Linked DNA regions of Homo sapiens: region 1 is linked to region 2. A link is a contact called in ENCODE Hi-C or POLR2A ChIA-PET data. All regions are on one chromosome and are shown on one strand. The core of a region is the stretch at or near the end of the contact, and the rest is flanking DNA. Distances in the headings are between cores, read along the strand shown.

Evidence for each region. A loop is a pair of places that touch in the nucleus more often than their neighbours do. ChIA-PET counts read pairs that join two places held with the same protein, here RNA polymerase II (POLR2A). Pooled maps may share reads with other maps.
Region 1: a map of chondrocyte shows a loop between it and region 2 (2.0-fold over the local background). The contact joins two enhancer-like sites. A Hi-C loop is called at or near these places in 1 of 168 maps with a recorded cell type or tissue (chondrocyte), 18 of 37 single-sample maps with no recorded cell type and 10 of 50 pooled maps. POLR2A ChIA-PET finds 5 or more read pairs at or near these places in 5 of 52 experiments (GM12878, HEK293, activated B cell and 2 more).

The regions. Positions count from the first base shown.
Region 1 is chr2:156,536,627-156,541,371 of GRCh38, reverse strand. All of the region lies in intron 6 of GPD2 (glycerol-3-phosphate dehydrogenase 2), which reads right to left. Among named protein-coding and RNA genes, the nearest start is that of GPD2, 100 kb to the right of the region's middle. RefSeq lists an enhancer at 2,662-2,721. Within about 2 kb of position 3,176, at least 2 of the 41 ENCODE cell types and tissues checked have a DNase peak (open chromatin) inside an H3K27ac peak, as active enhancers do.
Region 2 is chr2:156,404,405-156,408,878 of GRCh38, reverse strand. It overlaps a transcript of GPD2 not described here. Among named protein-coding and RNA genes, the nearest start is that of TRG-GCC2-2, 5.4 kb to the right of the region's middle. Within about 2 kb of position 3,183, at least 4 of the 41 ENCODE cell types and tissues checked have a DNase peak (open chromatin) inside an H3K27ac peak, as active enhancers do.

The DNA of each region.
Region 1 (4,745 bases), core at 1,927-4,426, 130 kb before region 2:
CATGCTCCCAAAAGTCTTTTGATTTTCTAGCACACTTCCTTTCTTCTTCCTCTGCAGTTTTCTTAAAATATTACCAAACAGCATTCTACACATACCTTATTTTCTCTCTTAAGTTAAAGAAAGATTTACAAAGCTTCTTTCACAGGTGTATATGCTTAAGTTCAAGTCCCACATCTATGAACTATGAAATCTCATGCTAGTTGCTTCATCTAAGGTTTGATCTCTCAGCTGTGGAAGGAGAATAGTAATGAGATTAACACAGAGTTATTGTGAGGAAGAAGTGAGATAGATAATGATGCTATGACAAAATAGTTCTCAATAAATATTAGCTTTTATTATTAAAAGGTAAAAAGGAATTGCTGGAAAGCAAAGACTATAACGACAAGATGTGGTTATTGCCTAAAATAACTTTTAAAAACAAAAGCCCTGAAGATTTTCCAGTTCTAAATGGTTTTATTGCTCATCAATCTGGCAAACTTACCCTGAAATGTGTAACAACTAACCTCTAATCTCTGCACTGCATGAATACTGTTTGTTCTTCTTTTACTCCTTTTCTCTCTCTCCACTTTTTACCACTGAAAAATAAGATTCTTTTTTCTGTATGTCATGAAGGATAGGAAGATGGGGAATGGTTTTTAATCCAGAGGAAAACAGTGTTGATAGGAAAATGGATTGTTTCAAAATATTAGAATTATTAAATCTTACTACAGAGGACTTCATTTTCTCTTACAAACCACAGAGCCTCTGTCACTTTTCATAAAGGAAATCTATATTAGCTATAAATTTGGCATCCTGAGAAAATTCAGAAAACTCAAGTTCTAACCTCTTAAATAGCCAGTAAATGGGTATGTTTCCATAGCAGATAACTGTCTCATGTTTTGGTATGGTTTGGTTTTGCTTACTAGCGTCTAAACCCCTCCTCCTATCTTGTAAGCTTTGCAGAAAGGCATTCTACCATCCCATAGGAGAGGAAGAACGGTCCCCTGGGATACAGAACTTTAACCTGGCTTTGCCAGTCCGACGCTCTCAACAGTCTTCGATCTAGAGGTAGTGACCCAAAGAACCTCTAATCCAGAGGTAGATGCAATGATAGCAGTACCATCCCATTTCTAGGGGCAGCAGCAATAGAGATGTCAGCAGTGGTGGCACAGCAAGACGTGACGTGATGAGCAATCAAGTCTTCGGTGCACTGGTTGTGGGTCAGGATTTTGCCTGTGGCTGTGGTTGCTACAAATCATATTTAGTCCCTTATTTTTCAAGCTAGGTCTCTGTCTTCCCAGTATTTCTGCCTGCTGCTCAATGTCCTATCAGAGAATTTCTTTTCTGTTTAAGTTAACCAGATTTTTTGTTTTTCCTGTCTGCAACAAAAACCTGAGCAAGCCCTAACCCCTAATCTCAGTATCCTCATTCCTCGAGCCACAAGTGGAACTTGATCTCTCAGGGCCCTCCAATTTTATAAATTGCAATTTACAAAATTTCAAATAAGCCAACTGAAAACTCAAGAATCGAATTATACAACAAGTCAAAAGAAGCCCTTTGATATAACTAAACCATCTTTCATAATAGGACTGGGAAAAGCAAGTGAATCCTTTCACTTTCACAGAACCATTTTTTTCAGTCCTCTTTTCCTCATTTGTGTGTGAGCACATGCACACAACTTTTTACAAAATGCTGGAATGGCTCAACCTGCCCCAGGGGTGATTTCGAGTGTGAGCTACATAATAAACACATGGAACCATGTGCCAAGGACCAGCTGGGGAATTCTAACTGGAGGCAGCCTTTTGAGAGAGCCTTTATCTGTTTCATGGTAAGTCTTGTACCTTATCAGATTTCTCTCTTTAATCACAGGAAGATTCCACACCTTATCAAATTGTTATCAAATCAGTCTGACCTGAACCCAATGTCCTGATTGTCTGAAAGGAATGTGTACTAGGGCATTTACATGAAAAGCAGGCTAACTCTTGGCCCCCATCAGAGAGCACTGATGCTGGAGACTCCGAATGTGTGAGTTCAGGACCCAACCAGCCACTAACTCAGGTTCTGGGGACGTCCCTTTCCTCATCAGAGTCTGTTTCATCTATTAAGTAGGTCTAACAACAGCCTCTCTACCAATCCCCTAGAACCGCTGAAATAATCAGATTCCAGCATATGTGAAAGCATTTGTAAACTGCAAAGCATTATAAGAATGAAGCTAATATTGTTAACAGATTGCCTTCTACTACATTTACCTTCCTTCTCCTTTTGTTAAGATAACCTTTTATTTAATACCTCAATCATAAACATTCCTCAGTTATCAGAATAACATCTCTCAGCAACCCAGAATTAATGTTTATTTGGAAACTTTATATGGGGCTTGAGACTCTAAAAGATGAAATGAAAAAGTCAGAATTTAATTATCTTTTTAACTATAAAAGCAAAATATTCAGACTTACTTGACAAAGATATCTTTAACAGATATTGTTTTTTAAGCTATAGTTTAGACCATTTCATTGCTTCTGCTTGAACTCTATAGTTACTAGGCAAAATCCTGATCTTTTTTTTTTTTTTTTTTGAGATGCAGTCTTGCTCTGTTGCACAGGCTGCAGTGCAGTGGCGTGATCTCGGCTCACTGCAAGCTCCCCCTCCTGGATTCACACCATTCTCCTGCCTCAGCCTCCCGAGTAGCTGGGACTACAGGAGCCCGCCACCATGCCCAGCTAATTTTTTTGTATTTTTAGTAGAGACGGGGTTTCACCGTGTTAGCCAGGATGGTCTCAATCTCCTGACCTCGTGATCCACCCACCTTGGCCTCCCAAAGTGCTGGGATTACAGGCGTGAACCACCACACCCAGCCAATCCTGATCTTAATTTGGTTATTCAAATAGGTTTGCCCTACTGGATTTTTTTTTTTTTTTAACAGCAATCTGAGTCATCTGTTTTACATGAATGTTTCACTTCTCATAGGAATGAATAAATTAAGGGCAGGAACTTGGTTCTATCCCCCACCATCTTCTCCAAGAGTTTACCTCCTGCAAGGACAACAATGTATGGCATGTAGGAAGGTGTTAAACTATTTGTTGCCTAAAGTAATAAATTCATGATTCAATAGGCTGTGAGTTGGGCTAGTGCCAATCAATTTACCAGAGCCCGATCACCCTAAGCGAAATAATAAAACAGCTATTCTGAACCTTCACAGGCAAGGTCACATGCTGAGGCAGAAGACTGAGATGCAAATACTGTGAGAATCAACTTAATTTCACTACCTCCTAACAGCTAGTAGAATATCTGATGTCTCTCACATAAAAAGACATGAAAAGAAAGTTTATACACAATATAGTTATCAATAAAATAATGTCAAATTGCAACCACATACATCTAGCACTATGCTAGATGCTATTGCCATATTTTTTAAGCCAACAAATGTGTCAATATAAAACATGTAAACATTTAAAACAAAACTTCCCCTCGGGGGTTTGGGGGAACTACCTACAGATATAATCTCTGCCCTTTGTACTTGAAAAAGACTTTTCTAATATTCTAAACAGTTTGATTCTAATCTGTACTCAATAAATATGTGAGAGTTTCAAAATAAGATAATTCAATAAATAGGCTCTAATCTCATTTCTGATAAACTATTATAAAAATTAAATAGTACCGTAATACAGCTCTTTCACCAAAACAGTTTTAATGAATGTCAAAAATACTCCCTTTGTCTCTGAAATGCTGGACAATGGTGACATGTAGTAAGACTCAAATGTGAAAAATAAACAACAGAAGAAGCACACCCTCATACTTCTAATCATTTCCTATAATTTCAAAATAATAATAAATTTAGAAATTAGACAATGTCACACCAAATTGAAAACGTATGACTTAGTTTTACTTTCAACTATACAAGGCTGGGACATACCACGTCTATTACTAATGTTTTTCCTTCTGTTTTATAATGAATCAAATACCATGCTTTCAGTGAGTGGAGTTTCTTGCCCAGACTCCCAGCAATTTTCAAAGACTTCCTGGAAATGCTCGCCAGTGGTTATTGTCAAAGAAAGATTCTATTAGTTTCTGAGACAGTCAAGGTGCCCTTGCCCTGTTGTAATCACTGACAGCATTCAACCTGCAGGGTCAGCCCCACGCAGTCCCTGAGTCAATCCTAAGTCAATCCTGGCAGCCCCTGGCATTATACAGGGAGCCCCATCCCTCTGGAAACTGTTATCTGCCCATAAACTGTTATCTGTCTTTAAGGAACCCCTACACAAAGGAATCCCTGTGCTCACAGGTGTGCAGTCTCTCCCACTGTAGACGTCAAACAGAAGAGTTCCTGCCCCAATATCTGGTTCTCACTCTGTGCTCCTAGTTGAACTAGAACTCTGCTCATATCTGTTTGCTTAGCCAAAGCTCTGACATTCTGCTTAGCTCTTCCCTCAAGTAATGGTCTCTATCTCTCTTTTCAAGGGGATGACCTAGTGTCCTCCATAGACCCCCTCCTCTTCCCACAGAATCCTGAAGATACTGTCATGCATTTGACTCCATGGATCACTTCACTAAGAAAACTATTAATCTGCTTAGACCTGTGCTCAGATCCCACGTACTGATGAGGAGTGGGATGGCTATTAAGATTGCCTAGTCAGCAGAGACAGGTGGTTTGGACTGCTGCCACTCCTTGGTCTGGAAGCCTGATCAGACAGGCTAGATCTTGAGCCCTACTTGTTGCTGGTTTACTTCTCTGCCTCTACCTTAGGAGAAGCCCTGCCCTCAAATCTTGA
Region 2 (4,474 bases), core at 1,934-4,433:
CTTCAACATGCAAATTTTTTACTTCAACATGCACATTTTTGGGCAACAAAATTTAACTCATAACACAATAGCCTACCTGGCCTCACCCAAACTTCACCCAGCAGCCAAGATCCTTCAGGAGCTGGCTGCATTTGCCTTTCTTGTCTTTTTTTTTTTTTTTTTTTTTTACCAGGTGCAGTGGGGCAATCACAGCTCACTGCAGCCTCAACTTTCCAGGCTCAAGAGATTCTCCCACCTCAGCCTCCCCTGTAGCTGGGACTACAGAGGTGCACACCACCATGCCTGGCTAGTTTTTTTACTTTTTGTAGAGATCATGGGCAGGGGGTGGTCTCCCTATGTTGCCCAGACTGGTCTCAAACTCCTGGGCTCAAGCCATGCATCCAGGTCGGTCTCCCAAAATGCTGGGATCACAGGCCAGAGCCACTGCACCCAGCCTGCAGTCAGCATTTCTAACCAGTTCCCAGGCGATGCTTTCAAGACCTCTTTTAGCACTACATGTTTTCAGCTTAATCAAACTTTTTTATTTTCTCCTAAACTGCAAACTTTCCATATTTCAAAACAATATAAAAAGTTCTCAGACTATTAATGCGGAGAAGAATCTTGGTAATTTAGAACACTACTTTTGGCCAGGCTCAGTGTCTAACGCCTATAATCCTAGCAGTTTGGGAGGCCAAGGTGGGCAGATTACTGGAGCCCAGGAGTTCAAGACCCGCCTGGGCAACATAGCAAAACCCCATGTCTACAAAAAATACAAAAATTAGCCAGTGTGGTGGCGCATGCCTGTAGTCTCAGCTCCTCGGGAGGCTGAGGTGGGAGGATCATCTGAGCCTGGGGACCTCAAGGCAACAGTGAGCCGTGATTGCACCACTATACTCTAGCCTGGGTGACAGAGCAAGACCCTGTCTCAAAAAAAAAAAAAAAAAAAAAAAAAAAATTACAGCATGGAGACAGCAGAGGATTAAATAAGTGCAAGGATTCACTAACATTTGGGAGCAAAAGAGTAATATAATAAATGCAATGATTAAGAAAAATAGACATTTTTGGAGAGTAATTTTGCAATATTTAAAATGTACTCACCCTTGGATTTAGCAATTTTTCTCCCAGGAATTTATCCTGCAGGTGTTCTCATACATGAACAAAATGGCATTCATTCAAGGCATTCACTGTAGCATTGTTCCTACTAGCAAAAGATTAGAAACAGTCTAAATGTCCTCTGCCAAAGAACTGGCTCAGGTAATTATGGTACCTCACTGTCTTCATGCATCTTACAATTACAGCTAGGTTCTTTATTTCCATGCTTTGATTCTAATCCTTAGGAAACTTGGCCTTGGGGTACTGCTTATTATTGTGAGATAGAAAAAATAATGTTTTAATTCCTAGTCCATAAAAGACAGTTTAAAAAATGAACATAGAGCCACTAAAAAGATAAAGTTAGCTCTATGTGTTCTAAGAAGGATAATTTTCCAAGATATATATTTCTGGGGGGAGAAAAGGATATGAGCATAACAGTATGTATAGTATGTACCATTTGTGCTTAAAAATAAATTGCATGTCTCTCAAAAAAGAGATTAAAAAAATTTTTTTAATAAAAGTTGCAATGTTTATATCCACATAGAAATATTTGTGAAGGGAAATACAGGACACTGATAACAATGGTTTCCTCTAGGAAAGGAAACCTGGGATCTGTTGCTGAGGCTGGAGTGCAGTGGTGCGATCTCAGCTCACTGCAACCTCCACCTCCTGGGTTCAAGAGATTCTCCTGCCTCAGCCTTCCGAGTAGCTGGGATTACAGGCATGAGCCACCATGCCTGGCTAATTTTTGTATTTTTTAGTAGAGACGGGGTTTCACCATGTTAGCAAGGCTGGTCTCAAACTCGTGACCTCAGGTGATCTGCCCGTCTTGGCCTCCCAAAGTGCTGGGATTACAGGCTGAGCCACTGTGCCAGGCTAGGCATACTTTTCAATGAATACTCTCTCATACCTTTTGAATTTTGCACCATACATGTGGGTTTCTTATGAAAAAAACATATATTTTAAAAGACCCAAATAACTTGGGAAGAAGAAGAAGAAAGAGCTTTAGGAAGGGAAGTGAAAGCTATTTCTGCCAAGCGGCACAGCTCTGAAGTAGTTGAATAAATGCTTCACCCAGAGATGAGAGTCAAGAGAAAGGTAAAGAATTCCCACTCACATTTCCTCCACCATGAGGACTCTGTATGGATTTAAAATTAATTCAATTTTGGAATAAAGAAATGACTGAATTTTCCAAAATTAAGGAAGGAAGAAAGAAAAGGAGGGAGAGAGAGAAGTAGGGGAGGGAAAGGAAAAAATGCAATTGGTAGCAGCATGCAGGATGGCAGAGGAAATCTGAGGTTTCCTGGGTAGCCCAGGGAGTGAGCTGATAATTGTCTGCACTGTGTAGGAGAGATTGGCATGAGGAGGGAGAATAAGAGTCAGTGCCATTTTAAAAGGAGAAATCAGGCTTGTTGACTAATTGGATATGCTTGAGAACTAGGAATGAGCATATCGTGAGCAGGATGATTTTGCAGTGACAGCTTTCCAGGAAAAATTGCTGCATTCTCAACATCTGCATGCATCTGAGAATTACACCTGGATTCTTCACTTCCATGCCTTGATTTTAATCCTTAGGAAAGTAGGCCTTAGGGTACTACTTGTGATTCTAAAATGGAATAAGTAATGATTTAATTCCCAGCCAGTAAAGGGCAATCCAAATGACTGGCTCCACCGTTTCCCTAGGGCTAGTTTGTAACCTGGGACAGAAATAAGCTGTGTGTATTAAATCAATACGATCACTCACAGGTGAAAAAAAAAAAAAAGGCATTGCTTTGGTGACTTTGTATTATATGAACTATTTCTGTTTCTGAACTGTTTACTTTCTTCAGATGATATAAGCCTGGCCACTTTTCTATGATGAGCTAACACCAGCTAGGAACTTGGTACCTTGAGCAAGTGCTCCAAGGTGCTATGATGCAACTTACAACCCCTGCCTGTCGCACTGGGTGTCACAATGGCCAGGCTTGCCTAAAAGAGAAGATTGTGTAACACTTCACAGTGCTCAAGTGCTTTCCTTCTCTCTACCAGCTTCAATGGGAGCTTCTTATCTGAGCATGGGAACAGAGCAGACCAGGGGAAGTGTTAGTGTGCACCACCCAGAAGGCACTGTTGGTCATCCTCTGATCTCTTCAAGCTTGATCACGTGGATAATGAAATCACTGCCTACTACAGCATTCCCGATGTGAAACAGGATTACTACACAGTATATCTATGAAACACTGTGACATATGTGTTTGTCATGTTTTATTATTCAGAATTAGCAAAAGAAGTGGGGCTCTGCCTGCCTCCACAGATGCCACTGTCCTGTTTCTCCAACTTTGGCTCCTCAATTCTTGTCATTCCCTAAGGCTGCGTCCTCAGCACTCTTTTCTCTGTGTGATATTCTCCATTTCCACATTTTTGCATTTCACCCATCAGGTGATTGACTTCCAAATCCACTTCTGTAGCCTTGATTTCTCCTGGGGTTGATCTAACCACCTAGCAGGCACCTCTTCCTACTTACTTCAAAGTCAGAATTTCCAAAAATGAGCGCTTTACACCACCCCTTTCCTTCCAGTATTTTCTCTTCCTTACTTTTCTACACTACACCCCAAGTCTATCAAGCACGTAAGGTAGATTCCTAGAGTAATTTTTCTTCCTCCTTCTGTCTTGCCATGCACCTCATGCTAGAGCTGTGGCCTTGGTTCAGGACCTCGTCACCTCTCTACTCCTATTCTAACTACCTCTTGAATGGATTTCTCTATTTTTAGTTTCTCCTCTTTCTACTTCTCTGTCACACTGTTGCCTGAATATTCCTTCAAATGCTCCGAACCTTCTTTGCAACAGAGTTTACCTTATTCCAACAAGCTGGGAATGTGTCCTAAAAATTTTCTCATGGTTTTTGTTGTCTCCTTGTAGTGTTATCATCATCGACGAATTTCTCTAAATGTAAATGTTTCTTTTTTTTTTTTTTGGAGACGGAGTCTCACTCTGTTCCCTAGGCTGGAGTGCAATGGCACAATCTTGGCTCATCGCAATCTCTGCCTCCTGGGTTCAAGGGATTCTCCTGCCTCAGCCTCCTGAATAGTGGGATTACAGCCGCACCACCATGCCCAGCTTTTTTTTTTTTTTTTTTTTTTTTGGTATTTTTAATAGAGACGGGGTTTCACACATTGGCCAGGCTGGTCTTGAACTTCTGACCCCAGGTGATCCACTCACCTCGGCCTCCCAAAGTGCTGGGATTATAGGGGTGAGGCACCACACTTGGCCTAAACTTTTCTTAAACTTTAATATTATTAGTCTATATCACATCCTGGGTAATGAGTTATCTAAGTTTACCATGTTTGGGGTAAAACTGTTTCTCAATTTGTGTTAAGATTCTAGCAAAATACTGCTCAAACTAAGTTTAAAGGCTAATTTTGTT